2 separate regions of the Homo sapiens genome follow, and region 1 is linked to region 2. Evidence: read pairs that join two places in POLR2A ChIA-PET (ENCODE). Cell type or tissue: PC-3. All regions are shown on one strand. Links, peaks and the distances in the headings refer to the core of each region. The heading gives the core; the rest is flanking DNA. Region 1 overlaps ABCC4 (ATP binding cassette subfamily C member 4 (PEL blood group)). Region 2 overlaps LOC101927284 (a long non-coding RNA gene).

The links. Peaks named below come from ENCODE experiments on the same cell type or tissue, not always from the same donor. Only the 100,000 strongest peaks of a DNase experiment are listed, where the experiment ranks them.
Region 1: POLR2A ChIA-PET joins it to region 2 with 16 read pairs; 1 of 35 experiments calls an interaction of 5 or more read pairs at or near these places.

Annotation. Positions count from the first base shown.
Region 1 is chr13:95,113,889-95,118,286 of GRCh38, forward strand. ABCC4 (ATP binding cassette subfamily C member 4 (PEL blood group)) reads right to left here. Exons shown (of 31, transcript NM_005845.5): 20 at 2,034-2,113. Among named protein-coding and RNA genes, the nearest start is that of SNORD13G, 94 kb to the right of the region's middle. In PC-3, for the core only: no CTCF peak of the experiment used is centred there; DNase peaks (open chromatin) are centred at 1,913 and 3,443; H3K4me3 peaks cover 1,364 bases; H3K27ac peaks cover 4,000 bases.
Region 2 is chr13:94,778,855-94,783,252 of GRCh38, forward strand. All of the region lies in intron 2 of LOC101927284 (a long non-coding RNA gene), which reads left to right. Among named protein-coding and RNA genes, the nearest start is that of SOX21-AS1, 68 kb to the left of the region's middle. In PC-3, for the core only: no CTCF peak of the experiment used is centred there; no DNase peak of the experiment used is centred there; H3K27ac peaks cover 818 bases.

The DNA of each region.
Region 1 (4,398 bases), core at 320-4,319, 340 kb after region 2:
CAGGGACCAGAGCTTTTATATTTAGCTAATACTATTTTTAAAAGGAGAAAATATTTCTTCCTGAAGGGATTATGGGAAGCCTTATTAAAGACACCTGCAAACAAAACAAGTGACAATAGATCTTTATCATAATTGATAACTAAGTTATCCTTTAGATAAAACTCCTTTCTTGGAGACAATAACATTAGGATTTAACCTTCGCTGTAGATTCAAGAAATCAGCTAATTGGGGCCAGTAGGATTCCACAACATTAAGTTTACCAAGATTATGTGAGTGGATAATAACAAACGCCCTTGTCTCTCTGGTTAAATAGAAGTACAACGAGACTAGAATTTTCCCTCCTCATGCTTCTAAGAAATGTTTTATATTGACATCAAGTAGCATCCATCCCTCTCCCTCCATATGTGAGACAAAGCACATAAGGGATACTAATTACGACCGCTCACTCTGCTAAGCACATAGTGGGCCAGCCAGCTTCGGAAACTCAACCTTTGCCTAGCTTCCTGTTGCAAAGAAACAGAAACTTTCACAAAATCTTCTTGAAGTAATTAACAATCCCTGTCAAAACGTGTACAGACAATAATCTGCATTCTATGTAAACGGGGCAACTGTTTTAGTGATGGCTTCTGAGGGATAAATAATATAGCTAAACCCAGGAGGGCACATTTTAAAAATGTTTGCAAAAGAAAAAAAAAAATCAGAGGTCCTTGTTTGCAGTAAAAATAATCCACCTGTGAGTCTCAGCTTACTTCACCTCCATAAACAGTGGATGCCTTCGCCCATGGGCTATACTGTTTGCAGTCACATGCTCATTTGCTGCCTTGCTGTGTGACAAACAGGAATTCCTATAAGCATTTCAAGCCTATGACTGATTTTTCTTACATAGCTAATTTTCCAAATTAAGTAATTTTGCTTCCTTTATAACTGTGGCTCCAGAGGAGATCTAAAGCATCTGAGCATTGAGAAAAAAGCAGGGGTAGGGGGATCACAGGATCAAGCCAAAATTGCAGACCCCAACTGTAGTATTTCTATTTAATGGCTTTAAATTCAGCTAATGATTACAACTATTCTAAGTTGGCACTTAGAAAAAGTCACAGAGGTTCAAATTTCATAAAGTGTTAGCAACAGCAGCTGAGATTTTGGAATATGTATAGCTTTTAATAGATGCATTTCCAAAATAAACACTTGGGAAAAAAAAAGTGCCCCAGCTTGAACCACTGACAAGTAGACAAAATTAAACAATAGGAAAAAATAAAATAAAACCAAACCACATGAGCAACAGTACTGAATAAGGAGATGAGAGATGACCCAATATTATTTTTTAGAGCCTCAAGTTCACAAACAAAAGAAAAGTTTTACAGAAGGTATTTCTGTAGGATTGTTGGTTTTTTTTTTTTAAAGACAGCTTAAGACTTAGAGCAATCAACGTGTGAAAACAAAAAAGACATTTTCTGAGTTGACTTTGATCCTGTACTCAAATTGGCTTAGATATCCTTGCCTTTAAAGGCTTTGTATCCGCAATAACTGCTCTCTATTGTCCTTGTTAATAAAGTATTATTTTCACCTTATTATTACTAATCTTTTCTTTGTAAGTAACCACACCTGGTTCTATCCAAAAAAAAAAAAAAAGTGCCTAAGTATTTGCCCTTTGTGGTAATACAATGCATAATTTAGTTAATCTAGGCTATCTTTCCGTGAGAGGTGATTGTTTCTGTATTATGAAATGTGTTCACAGTAAAGCAAAATCCACGCCAGATACCTAGAGGCAGACGGAGAGCCACTTACCAAGCACGAAGCTGCTTCAAACTAACCCTGACGCGACTGTATAGCCACTCCCACACACAAGGTATTACTCATGCCAACTTAGCCTCTGAGTTATAACCGCACCTTTCTTTTACAAACATGGCCCTTTATTAAGTTAACATTACACACAGCCAGGCCGAGAGTCCCACCCCCAGACCCCATGAAAAGGGCTTGAAAAAATAGGAACTTCCGTTTTCCATTTGAGATCCTGACATTACTCTCAACGTTACCTGGATGAAATCTAAAAACGTCAGCGGCAGCAAATCATCCAAGTGTCCAATGTCTTTGGAGAAACGATTTAAAATTCTTCCTGCAAGAACAGGATATGAAAAATTACTCATTTCCCCAGATAGACCCTTTAAGAGAAACAATTCGCAAACAAATCAAAACAATATTTTAAATGCATATGTATTTAATATATTATTCATATGAAATAAGCCGATGTCAGTGGTAAAGAAAAAGAAAATAGGACGATACCTAAAGAGAAACAAAAATATCATCAAATGGCAGCGGGCAGGGAGTTGAAATGTGGCCCTGATTTTAAAAGAATTAAGGGAAAAAAATCTTGTGACAGTATCAGGAAGGGTTGGTGGGTTCTAGAATGTTCCCTCCTTTTAAGACCCAATCTAGGACTTCCATCCAAGTGCAAAGTAGGTAGATGAACGTACAGAAATTGATCCTAATTATTTCACTAATTTTGCTTTATCAGAATTTCTTTTGCTAAGTGGTATATTTTTTATATAAACATAATGATAACCTCTGTATTTTTTTTTCCCCAGCCTGCTTGACTGTACCTCACATTTTTGGGGAAACTTGGGATCCTATCATTTTCCAGGCTGTGAGTTTACTACTGGCAAACAAGTTGTCATTTTCAGATGTGCAAACAGTATGACAAAAACAGGCTTAGTCTTATCTAAGAACACAAGAGGAAATTATGCAGGAAAACAGAAATATTATTTAATGACTGAAGATCACTGCTTAGCATCGACTTTATTTCCCGTCAAGTAGAATCCAAGAAAACAGTATGTCATAAAGGCATCACAAACAGATCAAACCTGGTTTCTAATAAATATCTATTCTTTCAAATGATTTCCTTCAAAAAAATGGAAGCTATACACACATAGCCTACGTGGATGCAGGTGACCCCTGAGAAGTGTGTGTGTCTAGGCCTCTGAACTTCTTTTCTAATCAACGCTTCCGGAAGCCCTGCTTACAGATGAGATGTGTGGCCTCCTAGGGTTTGTCAGGATTGACTTCGTCCTGGGGCCTTTATACCAGGCTGCAAGTGGACCATGAATGGTCAGAGGCTGTAGACGGAGCTGCCTCCCGCTGCTGGGGCTAATGCAGCCTCTGCAGTTCTCCTGAGGCATCCAGCTGGCCAAGAAGCACAGTGTGTACAAGTTGGAGCTGCACCTCAATTTTCTTGTCTCAGGCTTCGGACACACAGACTCCAGAAAGCATCATTCAGTGACACCTTTGGCAGGCCCAGTGACAACTTTTCTGAGCCTCTAATAACACCTCCTCTAGAGGGTTGTCCTAGGGATTAAACGGGCTCATGCCTGTTAAAAAAAAAAAAAAAAAGCCCAGGCACAACGCCAGGTACTTTTTCATGGCTGCTAGAAAACCAAAACCAAAAAGGTGCGATGATGACTATGACCCACAGGTTCTGCAGCATGCCACCGGGGAGGAAGCTCAACTTTTCAAATGCAGGTCCTGATGCAGTGGCCCTGGGGAGGAGCTGGAGCCTGAATTTCCAACCAGCTTCCGGGGGCCCTTCTGCTGTTTGCCAGACCATGCTATGCAGGGCAAGAGGTCAGGCTATTATTTTATCAGCTATACTTAAGAAACATTAAAATTAAATGAGTATTTTTCCGACAGATACTTATGGATTTTGTTTGTCGTCCTTCTTGTTATTTTTTCTCATCTCAGTGTATCAATACCAATAAAAGGAAAATATAAGTTAAAAAATTTAAGACATAATTATTAAAATATGAATTATTTCTTAAGTGGAAAAGTTAACATAGGCAATATTCAGAAACATTGCAAGTATGGTTCAGCTTTTAAAAAGTTGAAAGCAATATTCAAATTAAAAAAAAAAAAAAGATAGGCCAGGTATGGGGCTCACACCTATAATCCCAGTACTTCTGAAGGCAGAGGTGGGAGCATTGCTTGAGCTCAAGAGTTCAAGACCAGCCTGAGCAACATAGCGAGACCTCATCTCTACAAAAAAGAAAAGAAGAAAAAAAGATAAAAAGGCTACATAAATCATTAGTATGTGAAAACCAACCCTTTATCTTGACCATTTGGGAGCATCTTAAAATCTGAAAGACCCATGGTTGGAAAACAGCATAAAATACAAGGAAAACAAAAACAACTGAGAAAGCCCACCTCCTCACACAGCTACGCCAATAACTGAACTGAATGTCAAAGATCAGCTGAAATCAAAACTCTTATCAACAATGATCTCAGTGTAGAAAGTGTAAGATTAGAAGGTTCAATAGTTACTTCCTTGTTCTAAGAAACAATTCAAAGACTGGTGTTTGCAAAAAGAATAAAAGTTTTAATTTTTTTTTTTTTTTGAGATGGAGTCTCACT
Region 2 (4,398 bases), core at 249-4,248:
GATGGTTAATATTGAGTGTCAACTTGATTGTATTGAAGGATGCAAAGTACTGTTCCTGGGTGTGTCTGTGAGGGTGTTGCCAAAGGAGATCAACATCTGAATCAGTGGACTGGGGAAGGCAGACCCACCCTCAATCTGGGTGGGCACAATCTAATCAGCTCCCAGCACAGCCAGACTAAAAGCAATCAGAAGAACGTGGAAAGACTAGACTGGCTAAGTCTCCTGGCCTACATCTTTCTCCCATGCTGGATGCTTCCTGCCCTCATACATCGGACTCCAAATTCTTCAGGTTTTGGACTCTTGAACTTTCACCAGTGATTTGCCAGGGGCTCTCGGGACTTCAGCCACAGACTAAAGTCTGTACTATTCACTTGCCTAATTTTGAGGTTTTGGGACTTGGATTGGCTTTCTGGCTCCTCAGCTTGCAGACGGCCTATTTAGGGACCTCCCCTTGTGATGGTGTGAGTCAATTCTCCTAATAAATGCCCCTTCGTATATACATCTATCCTATTAGTCCTGTCCTCCTAGAGAACCTAATACAAACCAGAATCATCAATTCTCTTCTAATCTTTGGGGAAAAGAAATCTGTCTTATTTTTAAAAGTATAGCTAGTAAAACAAATTTTCATCTCTTTTTTTAGTTCACACAGTCAGCAGGATGATAGTGGGAAAGGCATTTACTTACTGTGGACCCTGAGTTTCTCATCTAAAATTAGGGAATTAATTAGAACAAAAGATTTCGAAGTGGTTCTCAAACTGTCATGTGCATTGGAGTCACCTGGAGGGTTTGTTGAAATGCTAATTTCTGGACCCCACCCCCAGATTTTCTGATTCAGTAGGTCTAGGGTGGGGCTGAGAATTTGTTTTTCTAACAGGTTCCCAGGTGATGCCCATCTGGGATCACACTTTGAAAACCACTGGCTTAGGGTACTTTGATCTACCCATAACTCCTGACCTTCAGTGTTTAACGATATATGATCTTTTCCATTAAACTTTCTCAAAAGATTTTTCTTATGATAATTTCATCTAAGACTGTGCAGACTAGCACCTAGAACATTTATTCAGTAATCCCTCATCCCAGTGTAGATTTCCAAAATTTGGACACTGTGAGAGTTAAGAGCAATTCCTTTATATCCAAGAATGCATGAAAGTGATCTTCATTTCTGGATTCATGCCTTATTTATTTACACGTAAGTGATAACCAGCTCTGCTCTGCTGAAACTTTCAGCTGCTTTCACTCCCCCCTTTTCTTCCTGGCAGATCTTGAGTCTTTGCAGGGAGGAAAAGGAGAATACCTTCTTGGCATGTAAAGTCAGGCACAAACATTGATGAGTGGAAGTGTAAATAAAGTTGTGGTCAAGTTGTTGAGCTTTTCTATAATCAAGCAGGTTCTGAAAAATCTGTGGGATCTATATAAAGATGTTTTAATGTCTGTGTAGGGGGTGGTAACTCTAAAATAAACTCTTTTTTTTTTTTTGAGACAGAGCCTTGCTCTGTTGCCCAGGCTGGAGTAAAGTGGGGCGGTCTCAGCTCACTGAAACCTCTGCCTCAGGGGTTCAAGCAATTCTCGTGCCTCAGCCTCCCAAGTAGCTGGGACTATGGGACTACAGGCACAGGCCACCATGCCTAGCTAGTTTTTTTGTATTTTTAGTAAAGACAGGGTGTTACCATGTTGCCCAGGCTGGTCTCCTGAGCTCAGGCCATCTGCCCACCTTGGCCTCCTCCCAAAGTGCTAGGATTGCAGGCACGAGCCACCGCGCCCAACCTAAAATGAACTCTGACACATGCCACAGATAAGAAGAAATTGGAGGAATCAATGTGACCAGGTCAATGTCCTTTGGCTTCTTGTTTTTTTTTTCCCATCTAATTTTCATCCTTATGTAAATTTTTCCCATATCAAGCCACAATCTCCTTGATCCAAATCTTGCATGAAAGTCTTTGGCTCTCCCCATTGGTGGCCCAAAAGGATCTTGAACCCTGGGCAAATGGCAATGACCTGCTCTTGGCCACCTGGATCAGGTCAAGTTGGGCTTAGACTTTGGATGAGGTACAAGCAGTGGGGCCTGCTCATACCTCCAACACATCCAAAGTTGCTGTGGGTCTTCTGGTCAGCCCATATCTGGCTACATCTGTCATGTTCAATTTTGTACTATTCTAAGTTTTCATTAAGGTACATATTTATCAACAACAACAACATACATGATACTGATATTTGCTTCTCATTTTACTCTTTTGCATTTAAATGGTGGTAGGAAAATGGTCTTCCCTTAGGGTGATAGGCTCATAAGATTAGAAATAATCTATTCTGGGATTTTCAACCTTATTCAAGAGCATCACAGTTCAGAGGGTGCCTTTGGGGCCACCCGGGATGGAAGTACGGAGCTGGTTAAACAGATCCCCTCAATTAGCTTGGCTTTCATCTTTTTTATATATTAGGGTTCTACATAGGATTTTGCTTAAAAGACATTTAGCAGCTTTAAAAAGTGCAGTTTGAGGCCAGGCTCACACCTGTAATCCCACCATTTTAGGAGACCAAGCTGGGAGGATCATTTGAGGCCAAGAGTTTGAAACCAGCCTGGGCAGCATAGCAAGACCCCATCTCTACAAAAAATTTTCAAAAAAATGAGGCGTGGTGGCACACACCTTTAGTCCTAGCTACTCGGGAGGCTGAGGTGGGAAGATCACTTGAGCCCAGGAGTTCAAGGCCGCAGTAAGCTATAATGGTGCCACTGTGCTCCAGCCTGGGCAACAGAGTGAGATCTTGTCTCTAAAAAAAAAAAAAATACTCCTGTTTGAAAACCAATTTAATCTAACCCCCCATTGTGCAATTGAGAAAACTGAGACTTGGATATTAGTCTAAAGTCATGCAGTTAGAATTAGCTGGGTGGAAGGTGTGGTCTCTACAAGTTCAGGTAATTTGTTTTTCACATGTCTGTCTGCAGGCCCCAGGTGGTGACTAACATTCATTTTTAATGCTCACATTATTTATTTATTTATTTTATTAACTTTTTGTGAATTGTATTCTCTGATGACTGGCATCTTTATAAGAGAAAAGAGAGGGAGATTCAGACAGACACAGAGAGATGCAGAGAGAATTTTGTTCACCTAAAATTAACCATTTTAAAGTGCCTAATTGTGTGGCATTTAGTAAATTCACAACGTTATGCAAACAGCACTTCTTTCTCTCTCTCTTTTATTTTTATTTTTATTTTTTGGGAAACGGAGTTTCACTCTTGTCGCCCAGGCTGGAGTGCAGTGGTGTGATCTTGGCTTATTGCAACCTCCACCACCCAGGTTCAGGCAAATCTCCTGTCTCAGCCTCCCTAGTAGCTGAGATTACAGGCGCGTGTCACCATGCCGGCTAATTTTTGTATTTTTAGTAGAGATTGGATTTCACCATGTTGGTCAGGCTGGTCTCAAACTCCTGACCTCAGATGATCCGCCCACCTCAGCCTCCCAAAGTTCTGGGATCACAGGCATGAGCCACCACGCCCCGCTAAGCATCACCTCTTTGTTGTTCCAGAACACTTTAGTCACCCCAAAAGGAAAGAGTTCCCATGAATCAATGACACTCCATTCTTTAAGCCACTCTAGCCCCTGGCAACCACAAATCTGCTTTCTGTCTCTGTGGATTTACATGTTCTAGATGTTTCTTATAAATGAAATCATATGATATATGGTCTTTTGTGTCTGGCTTCTCTCATTCAGCATAATGTTTTCTAGGTTCATTCACATCATAACACGTTAGTACTTCTTTCCTTTTTATGATTGAATAATATTCCATTGTATGGATATACCACATTTGTTTATTGTAGTTTCTTTATTTTCATTTTCTCTTCTAAGGCACCCTATTCTTGTTCCTGGAAGCAGGTTGCCTATAGGATTGAATCCATGGGGGTGGGAACACATAAGGATGACAGCTAAATAACTACACTCAAGGCCTTCTTTTCAATTCTCCAGGGCCCACTGTTGGTCCCTTTAGCAATCAGCTTGGTACTGACCTTGAATCAGTCACTTGATCTCCCTGTCCCTCAATTTCCTCAGCTATAAAGTAGGCTTGATGACTGCCTGCTACCTATCCCACAGGGAATAACGAGTTAATGCTCATTAAAAGCTTTCAGCTTCTCAGATGTTAGGCACCATATATTGTAGATAAGTACAACGTAGCAATCTAATAAGCATCCTCTGGGAGTTCAGTTTGTTTTTCCTAATTATCTTTTTTAAAAATGACAAACCTCAGCAAATTTTCCCAGGCATGTGGGGTGCACCCTTTCTCATTCCAGAACATGCCTTACTCTTGGGCATAGTGGGGGTATGCTCTCAGGGCTACCTGAAAGGGGTCTTTTCTCTGCTTGCCCCAGCACATTACCTGCTCATCAATTCTAGAATCAATGTAGGG